Linked DNA regions of Homo sapiens: region 1 is linked to region 2. A link is an interaction called in ENCODE POLR2A ChIA-PET data of the cell type or tissue named here. Cell type or tissue: Panc1. All regions are shown on one strand. Each heading gives the region's core, and the rest is flanking DNA. Links, peaks and the distances in the headings are about the cores only.

The links. Peaks named below come from ENCODE experiments on the same cell type or tissue, not always from the same donor. Only the 100,000 strongest peaks of a DNase experiment are listed, where the experiment ranks them.
Region 1: POLR2A ChIA-PET joins it to region 2 with 6 read pairs; 2 of 35 experiments call an interaction of 5 or more read pairs at or near these places.

Annotation. Positions count from the first base shown.
Region 1 is chr12:53,774,734-53,779,127 of GRCh38, reverse strand. All of the region lies in intron 1 of LOC105378250 (a long non-coding RNA gene), which reads right to left. Among named protein-coding and RNA genes, the nearest start is that of CISTR, 25 kb to the right of the region's middle. In Panc1, for the core only: no CTCF peak of the experiment used is centred there; a DNase peak (open chromatin) is centred at 2,057; H3K27ac peaks cover 4,000 bases.
Region 2 is chr12:53,700,030-53,704,423 of GRCh38, reverse strand. No RefSeq gene overlaps it. Among named protein-coding and RNA genes, the nearest start is that of CALCOCO1, 25 kb to the left of the region's middle. RefSeq lists an enhancer at 2,345-2,639. In Panc1, for the core only: CTCF peaks have their summits at 2,208 and 2,461 (motif pointing left); a DNase peak (open chromatin) is centred at 2,453; H3K27me3 peaks cover 651 bases.

The DNA of each region.
Region 1 (4,394 bases), core at 160-4,159, 75 kb before region 2:
CATGGTGGCAGACAGCTGTAATCCCAGCTTCTCGGGAGACTAAGGCAGGAGAATCACTTGAACCTGGGAGGCAGAGGTTTCAGTGAGCCAAGATCACGCCATTGCGCTCCAGCCTGGGTGACAGTGAGACTCCATCCCAAAAAAAAAAAAAAAGAAAGAAAGAAAAGGGCAAGGCTCAAATATTATAGCAAAAATAATAACTGACATTTATTGAACATTTACTATGGGCACTACATTGAGTATTTTACCTGTGCTTCCTCACAACAACTCTAAGAGACAAGTCCTATTGTTGTCTTCATTGTGTACGTTAGAAAACTGAGATTTAGATAAGCCAAGAACTCGTGCAAAGTCACACAGAGAACAAATGGTTGTGCCAGGATTTGAACAAAGACTGTCTGATGCCAAAACTCAAGTGAACTCCTATGCCACGCTGCCCTGCTTCCCTACCGCTCTGTTGGGATTGTACACAAGTTTCCTTCAACACCCCAATTCCTAAAATGGACACAGATTGAGAGGGAGGCCACAGATTCCCTTTAGTGGCTCTTTGGACCTCAAGAATACTGTCTTCTGTCCAGCCAGCCCTAAAAGGAAGAAATGATTAAAAGAGGAACACAGCATGAACAATTTGCTTCACGTTATTTCTGGAAGAGGCAGTACTGGGTACTACAGTAGTAAGAGCAAAGAATATTGAGTAATTTTCTGGAGTGGAGCCATAGCTCTTCTGCTTAACTGTATAAATTTTGATAACTTGCTTAATCTCTCTAAGCCTCAGTTCTCTTATCCATAAAATGGAAATGATAATATTTGCCTTACAGGATCAATATGAGAAATAAATGAGAAGATACAAACTATCACACACTGCTGGTGAGGGCCACCATCCTGGTACAGTCTTCATGGAATTAAATGTGCACACGCTCTCTAACCCAGCAATCCCACTGCTAGGTATACACCGCAGGAAAACTCTCTGGGTTCATAAAGAGGCTGAGATAAGGATATTTATCACAGCACTGTTTGTGGTAGTAAAAAGTTGGAGGCAACCCAAATGTCTATTACTAGGTGAATATGTAATAAAATCTACTGTATGAGCATAGCGGTCAGAAATAATGAAGTTGATTTCCATACAGCAACATAGATAAAGCTCAGAAACAATGTTAAGTGGAAAAAGTAAAAGCAGGATAAAGCATATAGCACAATGTCATTTATGTACATTAAAAAGCGGTCAAAATAACACTATATTTTTTAAGGATACAGATAGATCTATTTTAAAATGTAAATCAGATCATGTAATTCCTCTGCTCAAAACCTTCCCCTGGTTTCCCTCCTTATTCAGAGTATAAGCCAAGATCTGAGCTTACAGTGGTCCACAAAGTCTTGCATGATTTGCCACTGACCCAGCTACCTCCCAGCCTTCTGTTTCTCTCTCTTTTCTCACTCATTTTGCTCTGGGCATTGGCCTATACTGACCCTTCTGGCCTCCTAACATACCAGGCAAGACCTGCCTCAGGGCCTTTGTACTTGCTGTCCACCCACACCTGAACCACTCCTACCCTAGATGTCCATATGGCTGGTCTTTAATGTGCATTTGATGCACCACACGTTTCAGTGAAGCTTTCTTACATCACCCTGAAGAAAGCGGCAATCTGCTCCTGACCACCCACAATACAACTTATCCCCTACCCTGATTTTTTGTTTGCATAGCACTTATCACTATTTAACGTATCCACTCATTTATTTGTTCACAATCCTCTCACCCCACTAGAACGTAAGCAACACAAATGCAGGTTTTGATTGTTTTGTTCACTGCTGTGAACACCTACAACTGTGCACCTACAACTTCTCAGCACCTGCAACTCTGTTCAACACATAGCAGGCACTTTATATTTGGTGAATGGCTGAATGTCTCTAAATAAACATATAGAGTTTGGATTGGAAGAGCACTAACTAAATACATGAAAGCAGATGGCTCCCACAAGGAAAGGAAATGAGAAATAGAGGTGAGGGGTGAAAGGGAAAAATAGAAGGAACCGAAAAGGGGCCTTACATGGGTTTGAGTCAAAACCCATGACTCAAACAGAAGCATGCAGAACAAACAAACAAACAAACAACCAGACTGACAGAAGAAAAAGCAAACAGATGATTGGGACTCCTGAGAAAGCCTAACTGCAGCCCAGTGTCTAACAATAAAGAGAAACATCTTCCTTGAATGCAATTCTCAGAAATATCTTTCCCTGTGCAATAATCTGCAATTATTCTAATGGTTTATATTCAGTCTGGGTTCTTCAAACCAGCTGTCAGAGCCCCTTCCTAATCATGCCCACCTCTACCCTCAAGCCTATTACCCCACTCCTAACTCAGCTCCTCACATTGTGACTTACCCTGCATGCAGCAAGTTTGGCCTGCATCAATTACTGGTGTGGCCAAGAGGTGCCCTCCTCACTCCTTTCTATCTGGTCTTGGCCCTCTAGCTCTTCTCAATCCTATTCTACAATCTTTCCCCCACTTCTAGAAGCCTTCCCTATGCCATCCTGACTGATTTCCCTATCTCCAACCTTCCTTCCCATTTCATCAGCACTGACAGCTAACCCTGATGCTCAGCCGAAATTAGTTTTCCCTTTCTGTCTGATGGTGTCCTGGGTATGTCCCTTAAATTCCTTTATATCTAAAAGCCTCCAGAGGGCAGGGCCATGATCTATGTACCTGTTCCTTCCGAATTCCATGCTCCCACCACCGACCCTTGCTACGCAGGACAAGGATCTACTCAATTGTACCGAGCAACCAAAAGAGACACTTAGGACAGAGAAAATAAACACATAGCTGTATTGATTAACAACTATGTCTTGGGATGCCTAGAAATAGGAATTTTTTTTTTTGAAAGAGAGAAAGGGCCAGACAGAGGTGGGAACAGGAGACTAGAATACGCACAATCTTCTATTTAAAGAGCATTTCCTAAGGATATTTCCTAATAAGGGCCCTGGGCCTGTGGATCTCAGTTTAATTAGGAAACAGTCTCTCCCAAAGGAGGTGCTTGGCCCAGGGGAGGTGCTTAAAGAAATACAGAGAAAGGCCAGAGAACATGAAGCCAGCTTGTATGAATTCCATCATGCCCCTGGCTCCCTCCTTCCCTCCCTTCTACTCCCTGTGTTTCTCTCATTCTCTGAGCTCTTTCCAAACTCCAAAACAAAAGTTCCATCCCAAGTAGCCAAGAAGAACTCATGTCGAATCCAACAATCCGCCCACTACATTGAAGGCTGTCTTGTTTTCCCAGCCAACCCCACCCACTCTCCTTCATCCTGAAGGTCATTGTGTTCATTCCTCTGTCTCTAAGAAGGGCACTACCCTCACTCAGGACCTTTCCTTTTCAAAACATTTTTCCAAGGAAGTAAGTTCCACTGGTTCCCGTGCTGGGGTGCTAACAATCTTGCCAATCCGGAAGTTTGGCCTCATGGCTCCTGCTGAACAACTTCAAATAGAGTGTGGACACAAAGTGCTCTCCTAGAAACTTGATAAACGTTCACGAGAGGAAAGCAATGGAGCTGCTACATAATTATTTCAGGTCTCAAAGCTTCCAAGAAGTGGACTTTAAAATGCAACATCTCCTAGAGATTATATCAATCTCTTTGCTTGTAAATACAACTCCTTTCCTGATCCCAAATTATATAAGTTTGCTCTTCCTTAAAATTTCCAGAGAATGAAAACTCTGGAGCCAGTCAAACCAATGTCTCAAAAAAAAAAAGAAAAAGAAAAAAAAGTAAAGGTTTCTGGATATCTAAGCTTTCCCAGAGTTTCCAAAGCCCTGACTCAAGTACCTCTGCAATTATGGTTGGAGGCAATCAGAAATACAAGAGTAGAGGCTTTGTGTTCAAGGTGACCGCTTTAAATAATAATAACCATGGCGTACGCAGTGCACCAACAGCTCTAAATGCAAACAGTTCAAAACACGTAAGAAAAGGTAAACTGTATAAAAGCCATCATGAACACAGGGTCTGAGTTATATATCCAAGGTCTAGAAGAAATTAGTTAAGGCCAAACAAAAAACAGAATCTTCTCATATTCTCTTTCTGTGTGTGCCTTCTCTAGAAGTCTATGTCTAGTCATGGTCCCTTATTCATTCATTCAACAAATATTTACCGGTCCTCAACTATTCAGCACTGGGGATACAGCAATTAAAACACACACACAAAAAAATCCCTCCACTCAAGTCACTTACATTCCAGCAAGAAGAAGCAAACAACAACAAGTAGTAAGAATACATATTGTGTTAGGCCGGGCGCAGTGGCTCACGCCTGTAATCCCAGCACTTTGGGAGGCTGAGGCGGGTGGATCACGAGGTCAGGAGATCGAGACCATCCTGGCTAACACGGTGAAACCCTGTCTCTACTAAAAATACAAAAAAA
Region 2 (4,394 bases), core at 216-4,215:
CCTGGCTTGGAGTCCAGAATCTCTCTCCCAACCCTGAATTTAGAAGCCATGTCTTCTCCCTGTTTCTTTCATTTCTCAACTCCCTCTTTGCCTTTCCTCCTTTCTAAAACTATGTAAATCTTTCGAATTATAAGAAACATGGTATTATGGAAATCACCCAGGCTTTATGTCCCTATATAAACTTCATCTATCTTAAGCCCTCTTTGCAAACTGTGGCTAACACCTGCCTGTTATTGAGAAGATTGAATGAGATCAGATGTGTAAAATGCCTTGTACAAAGCCTGGCACATGGTAGGTACTTGGTAATCTTGAGTTTCCCACTTTTCCTCTTACCTCTGCATATTTGGAGAAGTAGGGAAAGAACCAGGAAAGCCCGGTTCATATGTATGGGCTCACAGAACCTCAAAACCAAAAATGCTCTTAGAGATATATTTCCAGTTACTCATTCAGTAAAGAAATTCCCTGGACCACATCTCTCGTTGGTAGTCATCCAACCTCTGCTTAAACATCTCCAGGGGCCATTCATTGGTTCACTTAATAAGAACAAGGCACTGTGGGAGCCACAAAGAAGGGCTGACACAGATCTTGCTGTTAAGGAGCTTATATATTAGCAAAAAGACAATACAGAGAAATAACCGTAATATAAGGTAAAAGCGATATGTGTCAAATGAGATGCCATGACAGAGAACTAACAACCTTGCAAGTTATTTCATGCTCAAAAAAGGGTAGCTCTAATATTAAAATTCCTCCCAAATCTCAGACCTCAGTTTTCCCTTGCATTTCATGGAACATGGAACAAGATCCTTCCATACTAGGTCATGGGTCATCCTTAAGGAGGACCTGCAATAGCCTTAAAACTCCAGGAGGGAGGCAGGGCGCAATGGCTTACACCTGTAATCCCAGCACTTTGGGAGGCCAAGGCAGGTGGGTCACTTGAGGTCAGGAGTTCGAGACCAGCCTAGGCAACATGGTGAAACCCCATCTCTACCACAGATATAAAAATTAGCCAGGCATGGTGGTGCATGTCTGTAGTCCCAGCTACTTAGGAGGCTTGAGGCAGGAGGATCACTTAAAACCTGGAAGGTCGAGGCTGCAGTGAGCCCTGATCATGCCACTGCACTCTAGCCTGAAAGAGACTCTGTCTTAAAACAAACAAAAACAACTCCAGGAGGAGGGTGTGGAAATGGACATGGAACAGGTGTGGAGAGAACTGGGACTGGCTGCAAGATCCTCCAGCCTCTTCTGTACCACCAAATGATTTCTGGGAGTCCCTAAATGACAGCCTCAGCCTCTACCTACTACCAGCAACTCCTGTCCCCCTAGAAAGCCATGCACATCCCTACTCCCAGGATTTATCCTAATGGTTTTGTCTGTGCTTTTCTCTCCCTCTTCTCCCCATCCCTATCACCTTTTCATCATCTTTTATCAGTATCTCTACAATTTTCTTTGTATCTGTCTCCGCTTCAGTCTGTGCCTCTCATCATTTTGATTTTTTGTTTCTATTATTCTTGGAGTCTTTCTGCTTCTATCTCTGACTCTCTTTCTCTTACTCTCACCATCCTTGATTTCTTGATAGGTTTCCATTTTTCTGTCTCTGGCCTCGTTTTCTCCCCAGCTGCCGCAAAGCCATAAACCTAGCTGGCCCTGCAGCAGGCAGCCGCCAATCAGTGGGCTCCAGGAGTTGAGGGGAGGGGGTCAACAGAGAGATGGGGGGATGGAAAAGCTGAGGCACTGTTGCTATAGCAGGGGAGAGACGAGGTGCAGAAAAGAGATGTCCCTCCCAAAAGGCAGACACAGCTACCTCCACAGACAGTGTCTGGACTCCTTTCCTACAGATAGCAAATGACTGGCCCCCACTTACTGTTGTGAGGCAGGGTACCTGGATCCCTCCCCTGTATTACCCAAACCATGATTTCTCCTCTGAAACCCCTGGCCACAGATCACTAGAGATTTGCCTCCTCCTGCATTCTTAGGCCCTCCCAAGATGAGGGAGCTACAGGGCCTTGAGGGTCCGAAGATCCTGAGACAGATGCTTACATGGACGTTGAGACAGGAAAGAATGGTCAAGACAGGTACAGTGGCAGATGCTGAGATGAGTTGGAGGAAGCACTGAGAGGAGGGAGAGTCCTCCCCAGCCAAGGCTGATCCAGAAGCTTGGGTGTTCCAGGCTTCTTAGCTCCCTGGCCATTCCTGAAGCAGAACTGGCTGCCAGAATCCCTGATCTCTGGTCTAGGTTGGGGTTCAGCAGCTTAGGGTGTTACTTACTGGGCTACTACTACCCAGCTTGTCGTAAGAAACCTACTGGCTCTGTGGGGATAGGAGGAGATAGGAGGGAAAGGCGGGGAAGGCAAGGGATTAATGTAAGATTTTAGAAGAACACAGGAAGAGGAACATTTCCATCCTGTTGGGCCAGGAGACAAACCCAGAAAGTGGTAATTCCTGGTGTGCCGGCGACCCCTGCTGGCTGCACACACCACCGCCTGGGAGATGGGAAGGTGTAGCCAGCCTGTGTGAGTCCAAATGCGTGTTGGATGTGACACTGCACACAACAATGACGGTGCCCATGATTACGTGTGGGCACTCCTGGGTGAAGGCAGTAATGTGACTGAACACAGAAGCCCCAAAGGTCAGGTTCAGAACTTCTGGCTCCCCTCTGGGACTCTGGGTGTCTAGGAAGGATCATTGAGCCCAGCATGTCTCCTGACCAGTGTCACATCAGTAGCAGCATAGATCCACTCAGTGAGGCACTGCTGAGGTCAAAGTAAATGTAACCAGTCCAGGTGTAGGGGAAAGAGTGCAGACTTTGGAATTACACTTACCTGGGTTGAAATCTTGATCCTGTGATTACTAACTGTATGACCTAGAGCAAGTTCCTGAACTTCTTTGAGCCCAATTTCCTCATCTGTAAGAGCATAATAATACCTATCTTAGAGGGTTATTGTGAGTGTTTAGCACAGTGCCTAGCAATAATAAGCATTTAATAGATGCTAATTTTCTGCCTCCCTCTTCCTTTATCAACCTCCCACCCTCAAGGTCAGGCAGGGATTTCAAAAGGCAAATAAACTGGGGATAATGTTGACAATGATGATGGTGGTGGTTTATATTTACACCACTCATGCAAATCATTTTAAACATATTTTTAACACACGGCTTTTTTCCTTTTTATTAGCCAAGCACATCATGATCATGTTTTATTGGGATGGAAATATCCTGATGTTATGGCAGGTATCTAGAAAGATGGCCTTATGAAGTGATAACAAGGCATGACAAATCTTTCTTTCTTGTGATACATTTTCATTACTCAGGTTAATCAGGAATTACCCATTAGAACAAGGGTTTAAGATAAGTACATGACAGTCATCTGTGGAGATCAAAATCTCCTGATTTTCCCAATGGGTATCTAATTGTTATTGCTAATGTAGAGGGACAATTAATGCTTAGATTGAACTGGTATTCAAACATTAGAATAACTCAAGGAGATATGACAGGTAGTTAGAAATAGTATATTCTGAAATTTAAAAGAAAACAGATTTCAATTGCACCAAAGAATATTTTAATCCCTGCAGCTGTCCATCGATAGGGGCAGACTGCTTATTAAGAGCTCCATTTTAGCAGGAGTACTGAAGCTGAAGCTGGCTGGCTCCCCAGCAGGCTGACTGTGAAAGAGATTCAGGCTGCAGAGGGAGATTGGATAAGAGGCCTTCTGAGCTTCCTCCACAAACACACTCAAGTGCATGATGAATACTTAGCTCGGTAGAAGTGTCGCTCCAAACGGCATTACTGCCATACCCATAGTAACTGTTTGTCACCATGAGTCGGGGTAAGGGCGTAGTAATAATAACAATGGTGTTCTTTTCCTCTCTGAGATTTTGTTCTCCCAAAAGAGAGGAAAGAGTCCAGAATCATTCCCCCACTAACCATCCCCACGTTTTTCTTGATTTTGTCTGATTCATCTTTGTCTTGGCTTCATAGTATCCATCTTCAAGTATTTTAAAGAAAACCTTACTTAAGGAAAGAGCTTTTTTTATCCTTTAGTTTCCTGCCTATAGGAGGTGGGCAGGCAATGAGGATGGGAAGAGGGAACAAACATTTGCTGAGTTCCTATTAAGTGTAGACTTTGTAATTTTTGCATTTGATTAAGAGAGGTGTGTATGTGCTTTCATGCAAGTAAGTGTATGTATGTATATGTATTCCTGCAAGTGTATGTATATATTGTTTTGTATCTGTGGATGTAAATGTGGATGAATCTGAAGGAATTCTCTGCTGTTCAAGCCTCTCTGAACAAGGGTCTGGGGTCTTGGTGTCTAGCTTAGTACAGGGAAATCTGTATGCAGCTCCTCTGAGGATTTCAATATCTTCTGTGTGTACAGACTACCCGGGAGTTAGTTCTTCTG